Linked DNA regions of Homo sapiens: region 1 is linked to region 2. A link is an interaction called in ENCODE POLR2A ChIA-PET data of the cell type or tissue named here. Cell type or tissue: HCT116. All regions are shown on one strand. Links, peaks and the distances in the headings refer to the core of each region. The heading gives the core; the rest is flanking DNA. Region 1 has its middle 12 kb from the start of ZBTB7A. Region 2 overlaps ANKRD24 (ankyrin repeat domain 24).

Region 1 (5,362 bases), core at 210-5,209, 130 kb after region 2:
AGGAGGGAGCAGAGGCAAAGAGGAGGAGGGAGGAGTAGGAGGGAGGAAGGAGGAGCAGGGGGGAGGAGGGAGGAGAGGAAAGGAGGAGGGAGGAGAGGCAAAGAGGAGAAGGGGGAGTAGGAGGGAGGAAGGAGGAGCAGAGAAGAGCAGGGAGGAGGGAGGAGAGGCAAGGAGGAGGAGGGGGGAGTAGGAGGGAGGAAGGAAGAGCAGGGAGGAGGGAGGAGGGGCAGGGAGGAGGAGGGAGGAGGGGCAAGAAGGAGGCGGGAGGGAGGAGGAGGAGCATCTAGGAGGAGGGAGAAGGGAGGAGGAGCATCAAGGAGAAGGGAGGAGGAGCAATGATCACAGACACAGGAGGGAGCTCCCTGGGATTTCATAAGATCCTAGTGCCAGAGCCAGGTGGGCTGAGGAAAGAGGAGATCCTGAATGTGGAACCCTGCAAGGGAGATTAGACTGGAGTCCTAGCTGACACTTGCAGGTATCCACTCTACACTCCCCATACCTTTTTTTTTTTTTTTTTTTCTGAGACAGAGTCTAGCTTTGTCACCCAGGCTGGAGTGCAGTGGCACAATCTCAGCTCACTAAAACCTCCACCTCCCAGGTTCAAGCGATTCTTCCGCCTCAGCCTCCCGAGTAGCTGGGATTACAGGTGCGCACCACCACGCCCAGCTAACTTTTGTACTTTTAGTAGAGACGGGGTTTCACTGTGTTAGCCAGGATGGTCTCGATCTCCTGACCTTGTGATCTGCCTGCCTCAGCCTCCCAAAGTGCTGGGATTACAGGCGTGAGCCACCATGCCCGGCCCCCTCCTCCCCTCTTTTCCCTTTCCCCTTCCCGTCCCCACCCCTCCCTCTCTCCCTCCCCTTCCCTTCATCTCCCCTCCCTGTCTTCCCCTCCCTACTCTTTCCCTCCCACCTCTTCCCCTCCCCCTCTCCTTTCCTCCTGCCCTCCCCATCCCCTCCCCCTTCTCCTCCTCCTCTCTTCCCCCTCCCCCTTCCCCTCCCCACCCCTCCCTCTCTCCCTCCACCTCCTCCCTCCTTTCCCCTCCCCATCCCCTCTCCCTTTCCCCTTCTCTCCCCATAATTTGTTTGTTTGTTTTTTTGAGACAGGATCTCACTCTGTCACCCAGGCTGGAGGGCAGTGGCGGCACGATCACCTCTCACTGCAGCCTCCTGCTCAGGTGAACCTCCTGTCTCAGCCTCCTGAGTAGCTGGGATGACAGGCACACACCACCATGCCTGACTAGTTTTTTTTTTTTTTTTGTAGAGTCAGGGTTTCGTCATGTGGCCAGGCTGGTCTCCAAGTCCTGGGCTCAAGGTATCCTCCATCCTCCTGCCTCGGTCTCCCAAAGTGCTGGGGTTACAAGTGTCAGTCACCGCGCCATGCCCCCTCTCCCCATCATTAAAGGGGAGGGGCCATTGTGTACCCAGCCCACTTGTCTCTGTACCTCTCTGGGCCTCCGCAGGGCGCCACCTGTAAATGCTAACGTGGGTTTCCCTTTTTATTTATTTATTTTTTGTTTTTGAGACAAGAGTCTCTGTTGCCCAGGCTGGAGTGCAGTGGCGCAATCTCGGCTCGCTGCAAGCTCCGCCTCCCGGTTTCACGCCATTCTCCTGCCTCAGCCTCCCGAGTAGCTGGGACTACAGGCGCCTGCCACCACGCCCGGCTAATTTTTGTATTTTCAGTAGAGCTGGGGTTGCACCATGTTGGCCAGGCTAGTCTTGAACTCCTGACCTCATGATCCACCTGCCTCGGCCTCCCAAATTGCTGGGATGACAGGTGTGAGCCACTGCACTGGACTGCTAATGTGGGTTTCTAAGGTTCCAGCAGCCTCCCTAAGCCTCCTGTTTGGAAGTCCTGGGTTCCTGCCCTGTGTGGGGTGGAGAAGGGGCTTTTCCAGGAGCACAGAGCTGCCAGCCCAGGTGGATCCCCTCAGCACCTCAGCCAGCTGGTGCTGCCTTTCTATCCATTTTTTTATTATTATTATTATTATTTTAGACGGGGTCTCAGTCTGTTGCCCAGGCTGGAGTGCAGTGGTGTGATCTCAGCTCACTGCAACCTCCACTTCCCAGATTCAAGTGATTCTCCTGCCTCAGCCTCCCAACTAGCTGGAATTACAGGCGCCTGCCACCACGGCTGGTTAATATTTATTTATTTATTTTCTCTCTTTTTATTATTCCCGTTTTACAATGAAGAGGCTAATTTTTATTTTTCTTAATTTTTAATGTTTATATTTTGAGATGGAGTCTGGCTCTCTTGCCCAGGCTGGAGTGCAGTGGCACGATCTTGGCTCACTGCAACCTCTGCCTCCCGGATTCAAGCAATTCTCCCACCTCAGCCTCCAGAGTAGCTGGGATTACAGGTGCAAGCCACCATGCCTGGCTAAGTTTTATATTTTTAGTAGAGACGGAGTTTCACCACGTTGGCCAGGCTGGTCTTGAACTCCTGACCTCAAGTGATCTGCCCCTCTTCGCCTCCTAAGGTGCTGCAATTATAGGTGTGAGCCATCCAGCCCAGCCAAGTGACTATACTAAAAACCACTGAGGCTGGGTGAGGTGACTCATGCCTGTAATCCCAGCACTTTGGGAGGCCGAGGCGGGCAGACTGCCTGAACGCAGGAGTTCAAGACCAGCCTGGGCAACATGGTGAAACACTGTCTCTACTAAAATGCAAAAATTAGCCGGGCATGGTGGTGGGCGCCTGTAGTCCCAGCTACTCTGGAGGCTGAGACACGAGAATCAGTTGAACCTGGGAGGTGGAGGCTGCAGTGAGCCGAGACTGCTCTGCTGTACTCCAGAGTGAGACTGTGTCTCCAAAAAAAGAAAAAAGAAAAACAAAAAACCACTGAACTCTATACTCTAAATGGGTGAATTGCATGGCATGTGAATTATATCTCAATAAAGCTGTTAAAAAAAAAAAAAAAGAAAACTACCGCCCTCTCACATTTTGACACAGACTAACCGCCTATCTCTACCGAGATATGTTATTGATATTGACATGCAAATGGTCACTCCCCTATCCTGTCTGACCAGCACCAAGCACCTGCCCCACCTTGACTGGGCCCTGTGGGGGTGCTGGGGACAGGGAGGTCAGTGGGTCCCAGTCCCTGCTCTTGAGTGAGTGGCTCAAGCCCCAGGCCCCCACCAAGCAGGAAGGACCTGAGGGTGGGGTGGGGATGGAGGTGGGGTGGGACAAGGCCATGCCCAACTGAATTTCCAGCCTGGATCTGCTAGCGGACAGAGCTCCAGCCTCCGCTGGGGGTTCTGGGGGACAGTGGCTCATCCCGGGCTCGGGACTCGGGCAGCCCGGAGCCTCCTTCCCGGTGGTTTCTGGGCCAAGGGTCTCTCCCTGGCCAAAGGAGCGGCCGACATCCTGTTCTGCCTGGGAGTTGGCCCCGCCCCCTCCCACGGGGACATTATGGGATGGTCCGCGGTGCTGGAGGAATCTTTGAACTTCCCAGCGCCGGGTGGGGTGTACGTGATTCTTAGCCCCACTTTTGGGTAACTGAGGGGTTCAGGAAAGGAGGCTCAGGGATAGTGGGAAGTTGCTTCTCCCACCCAAGGTCACACAGGGAGAACTTGACCTTGACCCCATGACCTTGACTTCCAGGACCCCCCCCCCCCCCCCCGCCCCGGCCAGGCCAGAAGAAGGTCAGGAAGGTCAGGAAAAGGAGCGGCAGGTGGTGGACCCCTCCCCGGCCCCCGACTTAACAAGGCCACCCTCCCCGGCTCTGTCCATCTCTCTGTCCCTCTTCTCCTCTCTCTGTCCCCAGCCCTGAAAGTGAAACCGGTGATACCAAAGTGAAACGGAAGCTCCGGCCCCCGCAGCCCAAGCCCGGCAGGCAGAGACGGAGAGAAGGAGAGGGGAACAGGGGCCAGCCCACGTGGCAGGTGGGCTGCAGGGAGGGAGGACTCCGCTCTTTAAATTGCGGTGGTTCTTAAAAAAAGAACAAACCCAGGAGGTCTGGCTGGACCAGAACCGCAGCCATGATCTCCCCTCCCACAGCCCCGCCCCCACCCCTGAAGTCTGGAGTCTTCAGCTCCACACTGGGGGTGCCATGTTGAGGATTCTGCACAACTGGGGGCTGGGGGAGAGGACAGACTGGCCTTGTCCATTGTTGGGAGGTCCCGTGGGGTGAGGGTGACCCTTGGGGTCCATCTCCAGGGTCCAGGAATCACCCCAAAGTGGGTAAAGCCTGGGGCCAGGGTCCCCCCCTTATCCCAGAGTAGAGACTGTCTGCTTTGGACAAGGGGGTGCCCAGGGGTGGTGGTGGAGGGCAGTGGATGGCTGAAGTCCTGCCTTGTCCAGGGGTCACTGGCCAGTGGCTTTTCTTCTCTGCAGAGCACAGAGAGGAGAGAAGTGTGTGGGTGCCTTCTACAGCGAGCAAGACTGAAGTTAGACCCAGGCTAGAATTTCAGCCCCTCGGTGTGGTGGACACTATGGGACCTGATCAACCTCTGGGGTGGGTCCGTCCTGGGCACTGCAGGGTGCTGAGCTGTGTCCCTGGCCTCCACCCACCCCCTCCCCAATCACAACACCTAAAAATGTCTCCAGATATCACCCAGTATCGCCTGGAAGGAGGCAGAGTCACTCCAGATGAGACCTCCTGAGCTAAAGGGTACTGGGCCACAGAGAGAGGTAGAGACTGGGCCCTGAGCCATGACCCAAAAGGCAGCAGGCCCTGGGCTTTGGAGCTCTGTGGCCAGGTCCTGAGAGGTGCCTGGGAGGCAGCCATCCAGTCTGGAAGAGAGGGGGTGGGGCAAGAGGCTGCCTCTCAGTTGCAGAGAGGGAACTGGGCTTGGTAAAAACGGGGCAGAAGGGACCCATTGCAGATGGGAATTCTGAGTGGTGTGGTGGACACGGATCCAGTCCCAGCATAGCTACCAAGGCTTCTGTCTTCTGGAACAAATAGAAGTCACCTCTTAGCAGCTGCCCAGGTGAAAATACCCAGGCACCATCTCCCCAACCGCTATGAATTCAGAAGCCATGGAGAAATCAGCAGCTCAGAAAGTATTTCTCCCAGGCCGGGCACGGTGGCTCACGCCTGTGATCTCAGCACTTTGGGAGGCCGAAGCGGGTGGATCACCTGAGCTCAGGAGTTCGAAACCAGTATGGTCAACACGGTAAGACCACATCTGTAGTAAAAATACAAAAGTTAGCCAGGTGTGGTGGCACACACCTGTAATGCCAGTTACTCAGGAGGCTGAGGCAGGAGAATCACCTGAACCCGGGAGGTGGAGGTTGCAGTGAGCCGAGATCACACCACTGCACTCCAGCCTGGGTGACAGAATGAGACTCAGTCTCAAAAAATAAAATAATAAATAAATAAATAAATTGAGATATAATTCACATACCAGAATATGTA
Region 2 (5,362 bases), core at 125-5,124:
CAGCAAGTGATGCAAATGGAGATAAAGAGGCCGGGTGCGGTGGCTCACACCTGCAATCCCAGCACTTTAGGAGGCCGCGGCGGGAGGATCACCTGAGGTCAGGAGTTAGAGACCAGCCTGGCCAATGTGCTGAAACCCCGTCTCTACTAAAAATACAAAACTAGCTGGATGTGGTGGTGGGCGCCTGTAATCCCAGCTGCTTGGGAGACTGAGGCAGGAGAATCGCTTGAACCCGGGAGGCGGAGGTGGCAATAAGCCGAGATCGTACCATTGCATTCTAGCCTGGGCAACAAGAGCGAGACTCCGTCTCAAAAACAAAACAAAACCAAAAATAAATAAAAAAAAAATAAAGTGAACTAGCGAGTTGGCCGGGGGGGTGGTGGGGGGTGATGTTACAATTTTGAAGAAAGTGGGCATGGGAAGTGGGCATGGGAAGTGGGCATGGGAAGTGTCTTTGGCGAGGAGCCTACTGCATAAAGTAGGTGAGGTAAAGAGCTGTGGGGCCATCTGGGGCTAGAGCATTCCAGGCAGAGGACACAGGTGGTGCAAAGGCCCTGAGGCAGGACTGCGCTAGAGCATTCCAGGCAGAGGACACTGGTGGTGCAAAGGCCCTGAGGCAGGACTGCGCCTGGCGAGTTGGAGGAACAGCGAGGAGGCCCAGGTGGCTGCAGCAGGGTGGGGAGGGAGAGAGATGGAGGAGGGAAGGTGGGAGAAAAGTAGGGGGATCTTCATGCCTGCATTGACCCCACCCAGGCTGGCCCACGCCCAAATCTCCGAGGCCTCCTAACCTCCTGCTGCCTCCGTTCCTTGTGCTGTTCCAGGCCCCGGATCTTCTGCAGGAGGCGGCCCCTCTCCTGCCGCAGCCTCACGATCTCCTCATAGGCATCTCGATCATCCTGTTCCCCTCCCCACCACGGCCTTTAGATGGGGCCTAAGGTTGCCCCATCCCAGGTCTCAGCCAGAGCCCCTCCCCGTGCCTGGGGGCTCCCCATGCCTCCTCCCGTGCCCAGAGCATCTCTCACCGGCATGGGAATGCTGGCGGGAGGTGGAGGCGCCTTCCGCTTCTTGGGGGCCCCCTGCTTTCCATGGCTGGACATAGAGTTCTGGGAAGGGAGGGGAGAGAGAGTGAAGGGGGCCGATCGGGGGGCCATGCCAGCCTCCCCCACAGTAAACCAACCCAGCCAGCCCCAGCCATGGCCTGACTTCCTGAGAACATGGAACCAGCAGCCCCTGCCTCCTGCCGCTTACTTATCCCAGCAAAGCGCAGACAAGACCAACTCCCTGTAAGTTCCAGATCTTACTCTTTACTCTCTGCTCCTCTCTGTCTCTCAGTTCTTTCCCCAGCTAGACCACATTGCCCACACGTTTTCACTCCTCTGTGGAACAGAGATGCTTTAAAACTGGGAGAGGGGCCAGCGCGGTGGCTCACACCTGTAATCCCAGCACTTTGGGAGGCCAAGGTGGGTGATCACTTGAGGTCAGGAGTTCGAGAGCAGCCTGGACAACACAGAGTGAAACCCCGACCCTACTAAAAATACAAAAAATTAGCTGGGCATGGTGGCGCACGCCTGTAGTCCCAGCTACTAGGGAAACTGAGGCAGGAGAATCACTTGAACCTGGGAGGCAGAGGTTGCAGTGAGCCAAGATCACGCCATTGCACTCCAGCCTGGGTGACAGGGCGAGACTCCATCTCTCAAAAAATAAACAAAACAAACAAACAACAACAACAACAAAAAAAAAAAACTAGGAGAGGGGTCGCGCTCAGTGGCTCATGCCTGTAATCCCAGCACTTTGGGAGGCCGAGGCGGGTGGGTCACTTGAGGCCAGGAGTTTGAGACCAGCCTGGCCAACAGGGTGAAACCCCATCTCTACTAAAAATACAAAAATTAGCCAGTTGTGGTGGGTGCCTGTAATCCCAGCTACTAGGGAGGCTGAGGCAGGAGAATCGCTTGAACCCAGGGGGTGAAGGTTGCAGTGAGCCAAGATCGAGCCACTGTACTCCAGCCTGGGCGACAGAGTGAGACTCCACCTCGGGGAAAAAAAACACAAAAAAACTGAAAGAGGGGAAGAGGCCAGATCTGCTTCCTTCCCCGAAGACACCAACCCTCAACAACCTCAGTCCCCACTGCCCTCCCACCCCAGCCCCATAATTTGGCCCCATCCAGTATTCTCACCCAGTTCTGGGAGTTAGGCTGAGCACACTGCCGCCACTTGGTGGCAGCATACCCTGAAGGTAGCATTCTTTCCAAACAGGTTTTCCCAGGTCTAACTTCCTTCTCTTCTCACAGAGCTTGGGGCAGGGGAGAAGTTAGTGTGGATGCAGGGAGGAGGGGCTCCTTCACTGCTTAGGGGTCCATACCTGAGATGACGCCTCGCCTGAATCATCCTCTGTGAGGGCTGGGGAGAGAGGGAAGCAGGGTCAGGCATTCTGTTCCCAGGCCCAGGAAGGGCATTGGTGGGCCCCAGGGACTTGTAGGGGGCTCCCGATTTCCCCAAGAATCAGGGCGTTTAAGGTAGAAATCTGGCGCTTGGGTAGAGTGCTGAGAGAGGGACTTGGGACTGTTAAAAAGAGAGGATAGGCTGGATGGGGTGACTCATGCCTGTAATCCTAGCATTCTGGGAGGCCAAGGCGGGTGAATCACCTGAGTTCAGGAGTTTGAGACCAGCCTGGCCAACGTGGCGAAACCCCGACTCCACTAAAAATACAAAAATTAGCCAGGCGTGAGGGACTTAGGCGGCAGGCACCTGGAGTTCCAGCTACTCTGGAAGGTGAGGCAGGAGAATTGCTTGAACCACGTCTAGCTAATTTTTGTATTTTTAGTGGAGACAGGGTTTCACCATGTTGGTCAAGCTGGTCTTGAACCCCTGACCTCAAGTGATTCGCCCACCTCGGCCTCCCAAAGTGCTGGGATTACAGGCATGAGCCACCTTGCCCAGCAGGGGGTGCCCTTCTTAGGACAGGCAAAGTTCTTACTGTACAGATGACCCAGGAAAGCAGAAGCAGACCCCCTCCCAGACTACTCTAAATGCCCTGGGGCTCCTTGAAACTGTTCTGAGTAGAATTGGGTAAGCTCTAGGACCTCCTAGAATGCAGCCAATCGGGGGTACCTTGAAACTATTCACGATAAAGAGAAGGGGAGTGACAAGAAGCTGCCAAGAAGCAAATGCATTGGGGAGGTGGGGCTTGCATACCGCTGGGTGGGGAGGGGCGCTGGGCCGCCTCTTGCAGAAGGTGCAGGATGAGTTTGTCCCCCGCCAGGGCGCCATAGTGAGCCGCGTCCTGCCCCAGCGCATCGGTGATGCCCGGCTGGGCTCCGCCCTGCAGCAGGACCTCCACTGTTTCGGGGCTGGCCCCCTCACAGGCCAGCATCAGGGCCGTCCTACCAGGGGAGGGGGCTACTGAGGAGATGAGAACATCCCCCAAGCCCCCATGCCCACCTCAGCACCCAGGCCAGGCTGGGAAGAGGAGGCTGGCTAGATCGTCTTACTTAGGTTAAGTCTTGCCGAAGGTCACACAGCATAGGGTGGACTGGCTGGGAGGGGAGATGCTCACCTGCCTTGCAGGTCCTGATCGTTCGCGGCAGCCCCTTGCTGCAGTAGGAGACGGCACAGGTCTGTGTGACACATCTGAGCTGCTATAATGAGGGGTGTTGCGCCTGACTGGTAGGGAGGAGGAGGGATGCGATGGCATGAGAAACTGACCCCCGGGAGGTGCAGAAGCCTATATAACTGCCCTTGAGTTTCACCTCAAACTTTCTCAGACTTTCAAAGGGTGCCTGAGATACTGCCACTTGGTGGCAGCATACCTCAAGCATAACATCTTCCCTGAAGAGATCCCAGAAGCTTACCCGATCTTGGGGGTTTAGATGTGCCTTAAAGGAGCAGAGCACCTCTGAGCAGGAGAGACAGCCACCAGCCGCTGCAAAAGAGAAAAGGTTGTCCGGTGCGGTAGCTCAACCCTGTAATCCCAGCACCTTGGGAGGCCAAGGCAGGAGGTTCGCTTGAGTTCTGGAGTTTGAGACCAACCTGGGCCAACACAGTGAGACCCTGTCTCTACAAAAAAAAAAAAAAAAAAGCAAACATTATCTGGGTGTGGTGGTGTGTGTCTGTGGCCCCAGCTACTAGGGAGTCCCCAGCTGAAGCGGGAGGACCGCTTGAGCTCAGGAGTTCAAGGCTGCAGTGAACCATGATGGCACCACTGCAAACCAGCCTGGGTGACAGAGTGAGATCTTGTCTCAAAAACCAAGAAAAGAAAGGAAGACAAACAAAAGGGGGAAGAGTAGGGGTAGGGTGAGACTTCGACATTTTCTGGGCACTTTCTGCCTGGGTGTGACCCTGCTCCTTTATTTCATGAGAAATTCCCATGTGCCCTGAGGAATTTGTAACAAAGGCAAGTTTTGCATTTTACAGATGCAGCAACTGAGGCCCAACCAGGCCAGTGGTCACCCACTGGGGTAAGAGGCAGAGTCAGATCTAGGATCTAGGTCTGCCGACTGCCAGTCCCAAGCACTGTGGTTCCCTATACTTTTTGTAGAGACGGGGTCTCGCTGTGTTGCCCAGACTGGTCCCGAACTCCTGGGCTCAAGTGATCCTCCTGCCTCGGCCTCCCAAGGGGCTGGGATTACAGGAATGAGACCCACACTACAAGGCATGTGCAACCGTGCCTGGCTAATTTTTATTTTATTTTATATTATATTATTTTATTTTTTTAGAGACAGGGTCTTGCTACGTTGCCCAGGCTTTTCTTGAACTCCTGGGCTCAAGCAATCTGCCGCCGGGACTGTAGGCGTGCACCACCACTCCTGGCTAATTCTTTTTTTTAATTTTTTATGGAAATGGAATGTCACTATATTGCCCAGGCTGGTCTCAAACTCCTAGGTTCAAGCAATCCTCCTGCCTCTGGCTCCCAAAGTGCTGGGATTATAGGCTGCAGCCACCATGCCCGGCCCCGTTTATGTGTTTATGTATTTATTTAATTTTATTTATTTATTTATTTATTTATTTATTTATTTATTTTTGAGACGGAGTCTTGCTCTGGTCACCCAGGCTGGAGTGCAGTGGCCCGATCTCGGCTCACTGCAACCTCCACCTCCCGGGTTCATGCCATTCTCCTGCCTCAGCCTCCCGAGTAGCTGGGACTACAGGCGCCCGCCACCACACCCGGCTAATTTTTTGTATTTTTAGTAGAGACGGGGTTTCACCGTGTTAGCCAGGATGGTCTCGATTGCCTGAGCTCGTGATCCACCCGCCTCGGCCTCCCAAAGTGCTGGGATTACAGGCGTGAGCCACCGCACCCGACCTATTTTTATTTTTTGAGATGGAGTCTCCCTCTGCACCCACGCTGGAGTGCAGGGGTGTGATC

Evidence for each region. Peaks named below come from ENCODE experiments on the same cell type or tissue, not always from the same donor. Only the 100,000 strongest peaks of a DNase experiment are listed, where the experiment ranks them.
Region 1: POLR2A ChIA-PET joins it to region 2 with 5 read pairs; 6 of 35 experiments call an interaction of 5 or more read pairs at or near these places.

Annotation. Positions count from the first base shown.
Region 1 is chr19:4,076,533-4,081,894 of GRCh38, reverse strand. No RefSeq gene overlaps it. Among named protein-coding and RNA genes, the nearest start is that of ZBTB7A, 12 kb to the right of the region's middle. RefSeq lists an enhancer at 4,086-4,265. In HCT116, for the core only: no CTCF peak of the experiment used is centred there; DNase peaks (open chromatin) are centred at 280 and 2,554.
Region 2 is chr19:4,205,799-4,211,160 of GRCh38, reverse strand. It overlaps ANKRD24 (ankyrin repeat domain 24), which reads right to left. Exons shown (of 22, transcript NM_001393985.1): 8 at 3,849-3,919; 9 at 3,554-3,660; 10 at 3,193-3,380; 11 at 2,360-2,397; 12 at 1,023-1,103; 13 at 789-896. Among named protein-coding and RNA genes, the nearest start is that of EBI3, 21 kb to the left of the region's middle. In HCT116, for the core only: CTCF peaks have their summits at 2,212 (motif pointing right), 2,960 (motif pointing right) and 3,767 (motif pointing right); DNase peaks (open chromatin) are centred at 2,260, 2,580, 2,965 and 3,820; H3K4me3 peaks cover 1,027 bases; H3K27ac peaks cover 1,531 bases.